Regions from separate parts of the Homo sapiens genome. Here regions 1, 2 and 4 are each linked to region 3. A link is a contact called in ENCODE Hi-C or POLR2A ChIA-PET data. All regions are on one chromosome and are shown on one strand. Each heading gives the region's core, a stretch centred on a gene start or an enhancer-like site at or near the end of the contact. The rest is flanking DNA. Distances are from core to core; before and after follow the strand shown.

Evidence for each region. A loop is a pair of places that touch in the nucleus more often than their neighbours do. ChIA-PET counts read pairs that join two places held with the same protein, here RNA polymerase II (POLR2A). Pooled maps may share reads with other maps.
Region 1: a map of dorsolateral prefrontal cortex shows a loop between it and region 3 (6-fold over the local background). The contact joins two enhancer-like sites. A Hi-C loop is called at or near these places in 21 of 168 maps with a recorded cell type or tissue (Caco-2, PC-3, aorta and 15 more) and 27 of 50 pooled maps. POLR2A ChIA-PET finds 5 or more read pairs at or near these places in 3 of 52 experiments (BJ, Panc1 and activated T-cell).
Region 2: a map of transverse colon shows a loop between it and region 3 (4-fold over the local background). The contact joins two enhancer-like sites. A Hi-C loop is called at or near these places in 10 of 168 maps with a recorded cell type or tissue (Caco-2, aorta, ascending aorta and 6 more) and 10 of 50 pooled maps. POLR2A ChIA-PET finds 5 or more read pairs at or near these places in 1 of 52 experiments (common myeloid progenitor, CD34-positive).
Region 4: a loop to region 3 is called in a pooled map, with 2.9 times the contacts of the local background. The contact joins two enhancer-like sites. A Hi-C loop is called at or near these places in 2 of 168 maps with a recorded cell type or tissue (PC-9 and right lobe of liver) and 11 of 50 pooled maps. POLR2A ChIA-PET finds 5 or more read pairs at or near these places in 4 of 52 experiments (GM12878, HEK293T, HepG2 and 1 more).

The regions. Positions count from the first base shown.
Region 1 is chr3:188,265,429-188,268,128 of GRCh38, reverse strand. All of the region lies in intron 2 of LPP (LIM domain containing preferred translocation partner in lipoma), which reads right to left. Among named protein-coding and RNA genes, the nearest start is that of FLJ42393, 88 kb to the right of the region's middle. Within about 2 kb of position 1,373, at least 21 of the 41 ENCODE cell types and tissues checked have a DNase peak (open chromatin) inside an H3K27ac peak, as active enhancers do; they include ascending aorta, dorsolateral prefrontal cortex, heart right ventricle and 5 more, where a contact is called at or near this core.
Region 2 is chr3:188,219,730-188,222,429 of GRCh38, reverse strand. The region is part of intron 1 of LPP (LIM domain containing preferred translocation partner in lipoma); the gene reads right to left. Among named protein-coding and RNA genes, the nearest start is that of FLJ42393, 43 kb to the right of the region's middle. Within about 2 kb of position 1,334, at least 13 of the 41 ENCODE cell types and tissues checked have a DNase peak (open chromatin) inside an H3K27ac peak, as active enhancers do; they include ascending aorta, heart left ventricle, sigmoid colon and 1 more, where a contact is called at or near this core.
Region 3 is chr3:188,051,007-188,053,706 of GRCh38, reverse strand. No RefSeq gene overlaps it. Among named protein-coding and RNA genes, the nearest start is that of LINC01991, 76 kb to the right of the region's middle. RefSeq lists an enhancer at 540-1,512. Within about 2 kb of position 1,411, at least 21 of the 41 ENCODE cell types and tissues checked have a DNase peak (open chromatin) inside an H3K27ac peak, as active enhancers do; they include ascending aorta, dorsolateral prefrontal cortex, heart left ventricle and 6 more, where a contact is called at or near this core.
Region 4 is chr3:188,293,546-188,296,386 of GRCh38, reverse strand. All of the region lies in intron 2 of LPP (LIM domain containing preferred translocation partner in lipoma), which reads right to left. Among named protein-coding and RNA genes, the nearest start is that of FLJ42393, 120 kb to the right of the region's middle. Within about 2 kb of position 1,271, at least 18 of the 41 ENCODE cell types and tissues checked have a DNase peak (open chromatin) inside an H3K27ac peak, as active enhancers do.

The DNA of each region.
Region 1 (2,700 bases), core at 124-2,623, 210 kb before region 3:
GTCACGTGCAGGTAGGTGCAGAATAAATATAAGTGGAGGAGGGAGAGATGGCCCGTGCTCTACCTTCCTTTTGCAATGCAAACTCAGCAAAAAAAAAAAAAAAAAAAAAAATCCTTAAAAATAGTTGGAATTCCATCGATTCCTCTCATAAGTGTTCCTAAGGCAGAGGCTATAGTCCCAGAGCCACAGCAATGGTGGCAGGACTACCACTCAGCTGAGTGTAAGAACGAAGTGCTGGCCCTGGGTTGCCAGACACGCAAGCCCGGGTTTAGGGATGGAGGTCTGGGGGGTCCTGGGGCTGACATCCCCCTTGAGAAGAATCATCTAAAGTGAGCATGCTAAAAGGGTTTCATCAAAGCCCATGTCAAGAAACCAGCAAAGGTCAAATCTCTTACTGGACACATCTTCCTGATCTATAGAGGATCTTTCTCAAGCTTGAAAGATATACAAAGAGGCAGAAAGCTGAAAGAATGCTGAGCACAGGTCATCAGGGCTGTAGGGAGCCTTAAAGCAACTCCAGTACAATGGCTTACTAAGTGGGTCCACAGAGGCACAGAGCTCTTCTGGGGAGATAACTCGGCCCTGGCTAGAAGCCTATGAGATCTTCCACCTTTTAACAACAGCACCACCATTTAACTGCACTTTGATTATTTTACATATTGAGATTTGACATCCCATTTTGTGAGGGATTTATAAAGAGTTTCCATGAAGAAGAAACATCTGAAAACACCGACATCCAAAGAACTTACTATTGTAGGTTTCACAGCCAGTTATTACCTGAACTAACAGAGATTCCTCAGAAAAAGTCCTGGGAATGAGGGGCTAGTAAGAAACAACCAAAAGAGGACAAGAAAGCTCCAGAGAGCATGCACAGCAGTGAGCGAGGTCAGCTGAGCCTCTCAAAAGCCTGGAGATCCCTAGAAGGACTTGAGAGGCAAGAAGTCAATGATCATGGGAGCTAGAGGGAACAGAATGTTCCAGGAACTGACCCCTTCACGTCTCTCCACCACACTCCCTCTGGGTTCTCACACCCAGGTACGCTGCTGCTCAGGAAAGATCTTCCTGCTTGGAGGAGGGACTTGGAAGCAGAAAAGCAAAGCAGGAAAGAGGAGAGCACATGCTTTTTCTCTTCTTCTGACTCTTCTGAGGTTACTGGTCAAAATCCTTCATGAGTAACAATGGACTTCACCTTCCCATTCCTCTATCTTTCTATCTGCCAGATAGGCACAAGTAGATCCATACCAGCTCTAGACGGGTTTGGTGAAAGGGCCGGGAGGATTCTGTAATCTGCTCAGTAACGGCAATAGAAAGTGCTAAATAAGTGCGTCAAGAAATATTTCTGGAAGAGCTATGCAACTGGAATGCTTGGAGAGCCACCCGCATGGCAATAACTCGATCTGTCCTCATTTTTTAGAACAGACATAAACCCGGGTTTAAAAAAGGACTCATGGCTCCAAAGCAGCCAAATAAATAAATAAACACAAAGAAATCTCTCAGTGACTTATGGAAGCCATTAATGAGAAAGTTATGTACATAATAAGAACTTGATTTCCTTTCTCTCTCTCTCTCTCTCTCTGTCTTCCCCGTCTCTCCTCTCCTCCCCTCCCCTCCCCTCTCCTCTTCTCTTCTGTCTCTCTCGCGCTCTCTCTCTCTCCTTTCACATCTTCTCCCCAGCCACTTTTGGTAGTGAGCAGTTTGCTGTGTATCCAAGGGAAGCGACAGTCTCCTGCGCTGTGCGGCCAATCCATCTAAAAAACGTATCATCTGTCTGTGCGGCAGAAAGCCCAGTTGGAATAAGCAAGTTCTGTGCGTTCAACTAGAAAACACTTCTTGTTCTCGCTGTCAAAATAATTCTGTATTAAACTTCTGGGATATGTGACTAATGTGCTTGGAACCTTTGGAGTGACTGGTTTATTTATTTTAGGGAGGGGAGTGCTGCTGCTGCTGCTGGTGAGGGTGGTGATATAGAAAGAGGAGGAGGAAGAGAAAGGGAGGGGAAAAAAGGATGGGAAGAACACACACATGGTCTGCTCAGAGATCTCACATCACCTTCTAGAAGCCTGCATTGCCGCACTTTGTTACAGAAGCATGAGAAGGAGCAGAACCAGGCAGCAACAGAGAAGTAAAGACATATAAAGACAGGCAATGCACACTCCCCAGAGTTAAGGTTGCCTAAGAGTTCCTAAAAAGACTCTGAAATGTATAAAGTAAAAGCAAAACACATACACACACACACACACACACACACACACACACACCAGAGTAATCCTATCACAGCCCTTTTACAAAGCCCATGACAGCTCCTTACTGATTACCAAAAAAAAAAGAAGCCTCCAACATTACAGGAAGGCATAGGAAACTTCTCTGATTGGATACAGATATCTCACCTCCAGACTCAGCCTCCCACTCCCAATCTCTCTAGATATTTTCATGTCTCTGCTATTCCCTCTGTCTTAAAGACTCAGCTCTTTCTTTCTTATTTGTTAAAGTCCTAGCCATCTAGCAAAGCCTAAAACAATATCCTTCCCCCAATCCCCACAGCAAAGCCCTCCCCAATGGCACAAACAGAACACCTTGCCTTCTCACAGCGTTCCTAACTCTAGCATTGATCACTCTGTAGCTTGTCTCCAAGTATTGTTAACTGTTGGAAAACTTATTTACCTATACCTGTAACCATCACCCTTCCTCCCTTCCCCAGAC
Region 2 (2,700 bases), core at 85-2,584, 170 kb before region 3:
TATCTAGCACGTATGGCACAAAGCCTGCACACAATATGCACTAATTCACGTTCACCCCTTCCAAGGCTTTTATAATTTCTCAAAGCCTATAGTTCTGTGATTCTAATTTATGTGGACTAAAACCACGTCTTGTAAGCCAAGCATATTCCCTAAGTTTGTTAGATACTGTATGTCTCCTGACTGTAAACTCATTTATTTTATCATTTGAAAAAAAATTCATAAAAATTTATATATCTAAGTACTTTGCTTTAAAAGCAAACTTTTTGGAAATGCTATTTTTAAATGGCCTCCAAATCCACATTTTGAAACACACACACTAATAAAATCCCAGTTTCATATCCAAGACCTTATTTAAACTTTCCATCAACCATAAGAAAAATTTCCCAATTGAACACTGAAGAAACTGAGGAACGGAGAAGTTAGACACTCATCCAATATCTCTAGGCTAGTAAGTGGTAAAGCCAGGATTTGAACACAGGCGTTCAAAATCAAGTTTCATGACACAGGCTTTATTAATTTATAATTACAACTATAATATGGACAGTTCTTCCTCTAGAGGTGGAAATATACCTTTAAAACTCCTGCTATTTTCATATTTCATGGAGCTTTGGGATAAAAACAAAGCCTACATTTCAAACTATTTTTTTAAAAGTTCACATTAACAGCAAGTAAATCTTTCCTGAATTCTACCTTGCTATTATATTCTTAAGTGAAATAAAAAGCTCAGAACCCTGGCACTAAGCAGACATCTACTGGTATGTGGGAAACAAACCTGAAAAGGGTTAACAATTAACTAGCTGATATCAGACCAATTCAAAAACAATTCGAATGGCCGGGCTCATGATCAAACAAATCATGGGAACCCCAGTATGGGCTATGGAAACCACTCTGGCACAACTGTTAGTTAACAGAATGTCACATGTTCTGCATTCAGGGGCGCACCAAAGAGAGGTTTGCTAACACCTTCTGTCTTGGATAACACAGTGTGTGGACCTAGCAGGTGTAGGTGCTGAGTTGGACATGCCTAGGGGTGTCGAAGAGCCTCAATGGGGGACACACTGGAACACAAAAGACAGAATGAAAAGTGTAGAAAAGCACGAGTACATGCAACGTCCTTTTGAGGGTCTAAAAGTTCTCTGCAGATGATGTGACTTCTAAACGATGCCTGAACACCCAAGAGGATTTCCACGGATGAGGAGGAGAAAAATAGGCTCAGGGAACACAATGTGCAAAGGCCTTGAGAAGGATGAGTTCAGGGTGTTCTCAGAGAAAGTGACTAATCTGGTGAGGCCAGTGACAGAGGATGCAGAGGAATGTGGTGGGACACACGCCTGGAAAGGGATGTGGCAGCCAGAGCCTGGAAGACCTTGTATCTCATGTTCTAAAGCACTTGGATCTTAAGCCATAGGTGTTGCGTTTCGGGAAGTGACACAATAGAAAGTTAAATGGTAGCCCTATCCCTTTAAGAAATGAATCCCTTTCCATGGTCAGTTTCCAAGCATAGCAAGGGTAGGGGAGCTACCTATGAAGGGATCTTCTCCCTGTGGCCCCACTCACAGAGAAGTCGGGGGGCAGGTGGCTTTCAGAGTTGCTCTTAACCCATACCTTCAGTGACCCTTTCCTCTAGGTCTGAAACTCTCACCAACATAACAGACCCACTGGAAGGCCCAGGAAAGAAACAAAGTTTCACGTTCCAAGCAGGACTACCACTCTGCCTTCAGTGAACTGCCAGTCCCACCCAACTCCTTGAATCAGAAGAAGCTGGTCTGGAGACAGGCTCCATCCAGCCTTTCTGCTGTCTCTTAAGCAGGAGCCAGAGGCCTACCCAGCTTGTACTCTATGTGCCTGAAGCTCAACATCACAGAGCTCACAGAGTTCTCAGCCAGGCCTGAAACCTCGTGACATGAGATTAGTAATGAGCCTGTGCTGATGTCACCACTTAGGTTGTATGGAATCCTCCTTTCCCTTAAAGGAAACTTTGTAGCAGTATCCATATGTCAAGGCCTTCAAAGATGCAATGCCCTCCCTGCCCTTGAAGAGCTCCCAGTCTAGAAGGAGAGATAAGACATCAAGTAAGGGAGGACAAGTGCCACAGAAGAAGCACAGGTAACAATGCAAATTTTCATACCACACGGTGACATGACATGAGGTGATGTCATAAAAAAAAGTCATGACAACAAAGGAAAGGAAAATTGTTGACGATTCCAGATTTACGTGACCTCACCGGGAGAATCAGACCATTTTTATACTACTCCTGTCAACATGGTGGGTTTCAGGGGGAGCACCTATTGTATCACACCCATCTGGCAGATGGGAAAACTCAGGCTCAAGCAAGTTAACTGACAGTGAGGAAGTATCACAGCCGGGATTCAAATCCATATCCCATGCTCATATGCAGCATACATTTGTACTCTATTGCCTCACAGCTAACTGTGGTTGAGTTAGCAGAACAGAGAACACAGAGATCACTTCTAATGGATGGGAGAGCAGGTGGTGATCAAGGATTATTCCCTTCCCAAGATGGCGTCTGTGCAGAAGTTTACAGGAGGATTGGGAGTTCTATGAATGAAGATTGGAGAGGTTATCTCAGGCTAAAGGAAAGGCATGTGCTAAGGCATGAAGGTGAGAAAGTGCAAGATATATCTGGGGGTTGGTAGGAAATGTGTTTGATTTAAAGATATGTAAGCAGGAGCATCAAGG
Region 3 (2,700 bases), core at 162-2,661:
GGTCTTGAGTTTGTGGCTAACACATGAGATGTGGGGAAAGCTGCTTTTCTTTTAGGGGGCTCAGTTGTTTCAACTGTCATATGTTGAGACAGCATTAATCAGTGGGCTTCAAACTTTTAAAGCCACCAGATTTTTCCCCCCAGAATGCTGTGGGAACCTAGCATGAATAAATAGTAAAAGTGGGACTCACAGCTTCTCCATTTAGCCACTGTATGTCTGTAGGGCCTCTGTGGACTCTAGTATGGCAACATTCGGATACATACCTTTTAGCCCCCAACACTGGGATTCTAAAGATGAGTAATGGCTTAGTGATAGATGTTAACCTCCTGAGGGGTTGCAGTGAGCCTGGAATTCTGGATACAGAACTGGTCAGACAGGGAAAAGGGCTGTAACAGTGTGACAAACAGTAGAATTAGAGTGGAGGGTAGCAAGATAAAGTTTTACATTTCATGGGTTAACAGCACTTTATAGTTTACAAGTATTTGCACTATAGTTGTCTCTTTTGAACTTACGCAACACTGTGTGCTCAGGCATTTGTGCAGCAATCTTTTGTGAAGCTGGATTATGTGCCTGGTACTGTGGGTTGAGCTCATGGACATAAAGAAAGAGGAGAGCATGTGAGCCTGGAGGAGCTCATCATCTTATAGAGGAAACAGGCAGGTAAAGAAATCATTGCAATTGCAAAACAGAAAAGCTGTAAGAGAGGTGCAAACAAATGTTGAGCAGCGAAGTGAAAGCAATGATTCCTTTTTCCTGGGGAGGGGAGGAAGGCATACCTACCGTGGGGCCTGCAGGATGAGTGACCTAGGCAGATAAATACCTAGGTAGAGAAAAACACGTGCACGAAGCAGTGGAGGCCTGTGTGAGCAAGGTGCGTTTGGGGGAAACAGGAAGAGCTAGGGGAAATCTGGCCTTCAAGGTATGGAAAGGCAGTTAAACAGTGAAGTTAACCTGCAGCTTAACTGGGAAGGACTTTGAATACAATGCAAAGAATTTGGACCCCATGGCCATTAGAGCCCCATCTTCCAGATGAGGAAAAGGGCCTTCCCTTCGCACAGGGACAGCCGAAACTGTGACTCCCACGTTCCTTTTGCTACCCTGTGCTGCCTCCAGCAGGCCTGAACCGAGGCAGGCCCTGCGTGGGAGAGGCCTCTGGGCTGTTTATCCTGCGCCAGTGGGGCTAGCTCTGGCAGGGAGTGGAAGTAGGTGAGGTGGGGGCTGTGGAGGAGAGGAGGAGCCTGACAACAAGGGCTACATTCAAGGCCTGCACTGGAGCTGACGAGGAGAATGGAAAGCTACAGTCTGTTGGAGCCATCCAGCCTTGGCAAAGCGGTCGGGGCCTTATAAGGAAATGTTGTTCTCTCCCAGCCGGTGGGGCTGGGATGGAGCCCTGTGCCCACAGGACAGAGCTGCCCTTGTGGTGGTAGGCTGGGGGTGCCACCCGCCCCTCTGCTGTGAGCAGGAGCTGTCAATGGGCCACTTCTGCAGGCTCAGCATTCCCTCTCAGCCCCAGTGTGCGTGTAGCCCCCACCCCTCCACCCCCTCCCACTCCCCATTGCCTTGGGCTGATTGGAGGAAAGGAAAAAAACAAAACAAAACAAAGACTTGGCAAAGTCCCAGGCCTCATTGCTGTTTGATGCCGAATTATTCGGAAAATAGGCTCAGGTCAAATTCTCTCTTTTTCCTGAAGAATGCATGAATAAGGGGATTGCTCTTTGTCCTCCTTCCCTGCCTGGCGCCCGCATCTCTTTTCCTTGTGATCACGAAACTCCCAGCACCCCACACGGCCCAGTGCAGAAAGCAAGAAGCTGAGATGAGTGGGCGGGGGAAGCCTTGTGCTGGTGCCTTTTCCACCTCCCAAGGGTAGAGCAGCAGCCACCGGAATACTCATAGGAGAAGGGTGACTCTCGGACTCCTTACCTGTGCCGGGCAGACCAGAGGGCCAGGGAGAGAGAGATGGGCACAGGGTAAAAACACAGCCTGCCCAGAAAGCAACAGAAAGTGCTCCTTGGGGTGGGCGCGGTGGCTCACGCCTGTAATCCCAGCACTTTGGGAGTCCAAGGAGGGTGGATCACGAGGTCAGGAGTTGGAGACCAGTCTGACCAACATGGTGAAACCCCGTCTCTACTAAAAATACAAAAATTAGTTGGGCGTAGTAGTGTGTGCCTGTAATCCCAGCTACTCAGGAGGCTGAGGCAGGAGAATTGCTTGAACTCGGGAGGCAGAGGTTGCAGTGAGCCCAGATCGCGCCACTGCACTCCAGCCTGGGTGACAGAGCAACAATCTGTCTAAAAAAAAAAAAAAAAAGTGCTCCTTGGGAAAGGACAGTAAGCATTAGTCAGCTCCTGGAAGGAGGGCTTTTCTACAGGGAGTGAGGAGAGATGATTTAAAGCACTGATCCCTAGCAGATCTTTCTGAACTCAAGATTGGGGATAGGAGCAGAAAAGATGCTTAGTGTGGCCTTTTGCTTTGGCTATTCATAGACCCCGTGCATGAAACCCTGGAGCTACAAGGAAGCAGGTTGGCCAGTGCAGCTCCTCACCTAAAGCTGAAATATTTTTACAGCAAGCTTGGCAGACCTTCAGCTAACCAGTGCTCCTCTAGTCATCATGGACTTAGTTCCTCAAGTTAGTCTGTCCCAAACATACAGCTCAACCCAACAAGGAGAAGTAAGTCATGGAAAGCAAGAGGAAACTTCCG
Region 4 (2,841 bases), core at 22-2,521, 240 kb before region 3:
TCCTACCCTAACCTCCAGCCTTCTCAGACGGGGCCAACCTCTGGGATTCCTCCATCCCCCGAATCCTCACTTATCTTTTTCAAGCATTTTTGTCTTTATCACTCTGGAGTTACACAGACATTTTTAAGTCAAATCTCTATAAGACTCCAAGCTCCTGAATTGTCAAGGGCCAAGTCTCATTTATCTCCAAATCCTCCTTCTCATCCTTCCCCCAGTGGACCAAGTTAAACATTTAGTGGGAACTTATTATGTGCCGGCATGAAACGAAGAGCATTATATTCACGATCTTGCTTAACCTTTCCTAGGAAATAGGTACAGTCATCAGTCTCTAGATGGAACAGGGTCTGTGCTCAAAGGAATTCATCATTCCAGGCACACCTTGCTGCCTCTGGTGTAGGGAAACTTAAAGACTTGAGGCAGACTGGCAGATGTGGTGAAAGTGAGGCTCAGGAAGGCTATGTGCATTTCAAAACTGACTGTTCTATCTTCACTGCCTTAACCTTCACCTACACTGCCCCTGGGTTTAAGAAAAAAATAATTCTCACTTAAAAACAAAATAAAGGCTGGGCACGGGGCTCATATCTATAATCCAAGCGCTTTGGGAGGCTGAGGCTCACTTCAGCTCAGGAGTTCAACACCAAGCTGGGCGACATAGCAAGACCCCATCTCTACAGAAATTTTGTAGGTGGGCACAGTGGTGCATGCCTGTTGTTCCAGGTTACTCGGGAGGCTGAGGCGGGAGGATTGCTTGAGCCCAAGAGGCTGAGGCTGCAGTGAGCTGTGATCACACCACTGCACTCCAGCCTGGGCTACAGAGTGAGACCCTGTCTCTAAAAAATAAAATAACAAAAAAACAAAAATGGGAAGATGAGGAAAATAAAAGTCCAAATGGTCACTGCTCAACGAAGGGCCTAATTGCTCAATGTGAACAAAACTCTTCATCCCCAATCTTTGCTCTGAAAACAGAGGTCTGGATGACTGTGGTTTTGTCACTAGATGAATAGCGAGCCCTGAGGATTGTTAGAATTACAAGGCCCAGACCAGATCCACTCAAATATAGCTGGAAGCTTTCTAGTAACTCTAACCGTGCATGGGGAATGAGCTGCTCAGAGAAGTGAGTCACTTACTGGAATCTGTGCTGCCTGCATTACTCAGCTGATATTAATACACCCACTTGTTCATTAAAGTTTAATTGGAGTTCATGTGAATTGGTTTCACCGGATACTTAATCAAAGAGAACTGTTTGTGTACGAACCGTTCAAATACAAAGCTAGCAACACAGCTCTCCTTCAGCCTCTACACACGTCCACCGGCTGCTCTTTTAATTCTGTTGACACAATAAGTGAGTCAGAGAAGGTGGGACAATGACCCTGATGGAGGATGGGAAAAGCTGTCTATACTCAAACACAAAACAAGAGTAAATGAAAAAATCCTTTGTGAGAAGCCAGCCACAGTTCTCTAAACCCATCAGCTACAGTCAGACACTGGCCAGGACTCGAACGGCACCTCCTAAGCGGGAGCTTGTTCCTTCTAGTTTCTTTCTGGGGCTCATTATCAAAGCTGCAGGTCTCCTCTATTCCCTGGGCACCTGTTTTCTAGCTGTACATCTTTATTTTTAAAATGGGTGGATAAGAAAATTAACTATCATTCAACATAATCACACATTTCTCTTGTGCTGACAAGCAAACCATGAACACAATCCCTAATGCCTATTTATACAATCAGGACTGTCAGTACCCTGTTATTTCTTATCAGATATCTCATTAATCAACATTTGAGAAAGTATAAATTTTTAAAGCTTCTGAGAAAAAAACGTGCATGAAGTTAGGTGGAAATATACTTGCTTCGGTTTGGTGGCTCTAGTTGTGTTACCACTTTTTCCTTAAGTGTGTTCACCATTGTTAAGCATGCATGACTTATTTACCAAAAACAAATCAATATGAGTTTAAAACTTGGCACTATGCACTATTTTGAATCCCTGAAGCAATCCTCAGAGAATAGATTAAAGGGAAATCCACTTTTTAAAACAGGTTTATTGAGATATAATTTACATACAATTCACCCATTTAAAGTTTACGGTTCTGTTTTTAGTATTTCACAGTGTTGTGCAATCATCACCACCATATAAAGAGCATTTTCAGCATCCCAAAAAGAAACTCACAGTTATTAGCAATCACTACCTATCCTCTACCCCAACCCTGCCGGCAACCACTACTTTCTATCGCTACAGACTCTATAGATTTGCCTATTGTGGGCTTTTCACATAAATGGAATCATATAATATGTGGTCTTTCATAACTGGCTTTTTTTTTTTTTTTTTTTTTTTTTTTGACAGAGTTTGGCTCTGTCACCCAGGCTGGAGGGCAGATCTCGGCTCACTGCAACCTCCACCTCCCGGGTTCAAGCCATTCTCCTGCCTCACCATCCTGAGTAGCTGGGATTACAGGCACACACTACTACGCCCAACTGATTTTTGTATTTTTAGTAGAGACGGGGGTTTCACCATGTTGTCCAGACTGGTCTCGAACTCCTGACCTCAAGTGATTCACCCACCTCGGTCTCCCAAAGTGCTGAGATTACAAGCATGAGCCATGGTGCCCGGCCTTGTAACTGGCTTCTTTCACTTTGCCATAATGTTTTCAAGGTTCATCCATGTTGTAGTCCATATCAGTACTTTATTCCTTTCACTGCTGAACAATATCCCATTTTATTTTATGCCACATTTTGCTTTTCCATTCAGCCAATCTACTTCTTAAAAATAAAATAACCTCCCATCTACCAAATAATAGCAAGTGTTTTGATAGATATTAATTCTCAGTTTGACATATATTTTGCTTATCC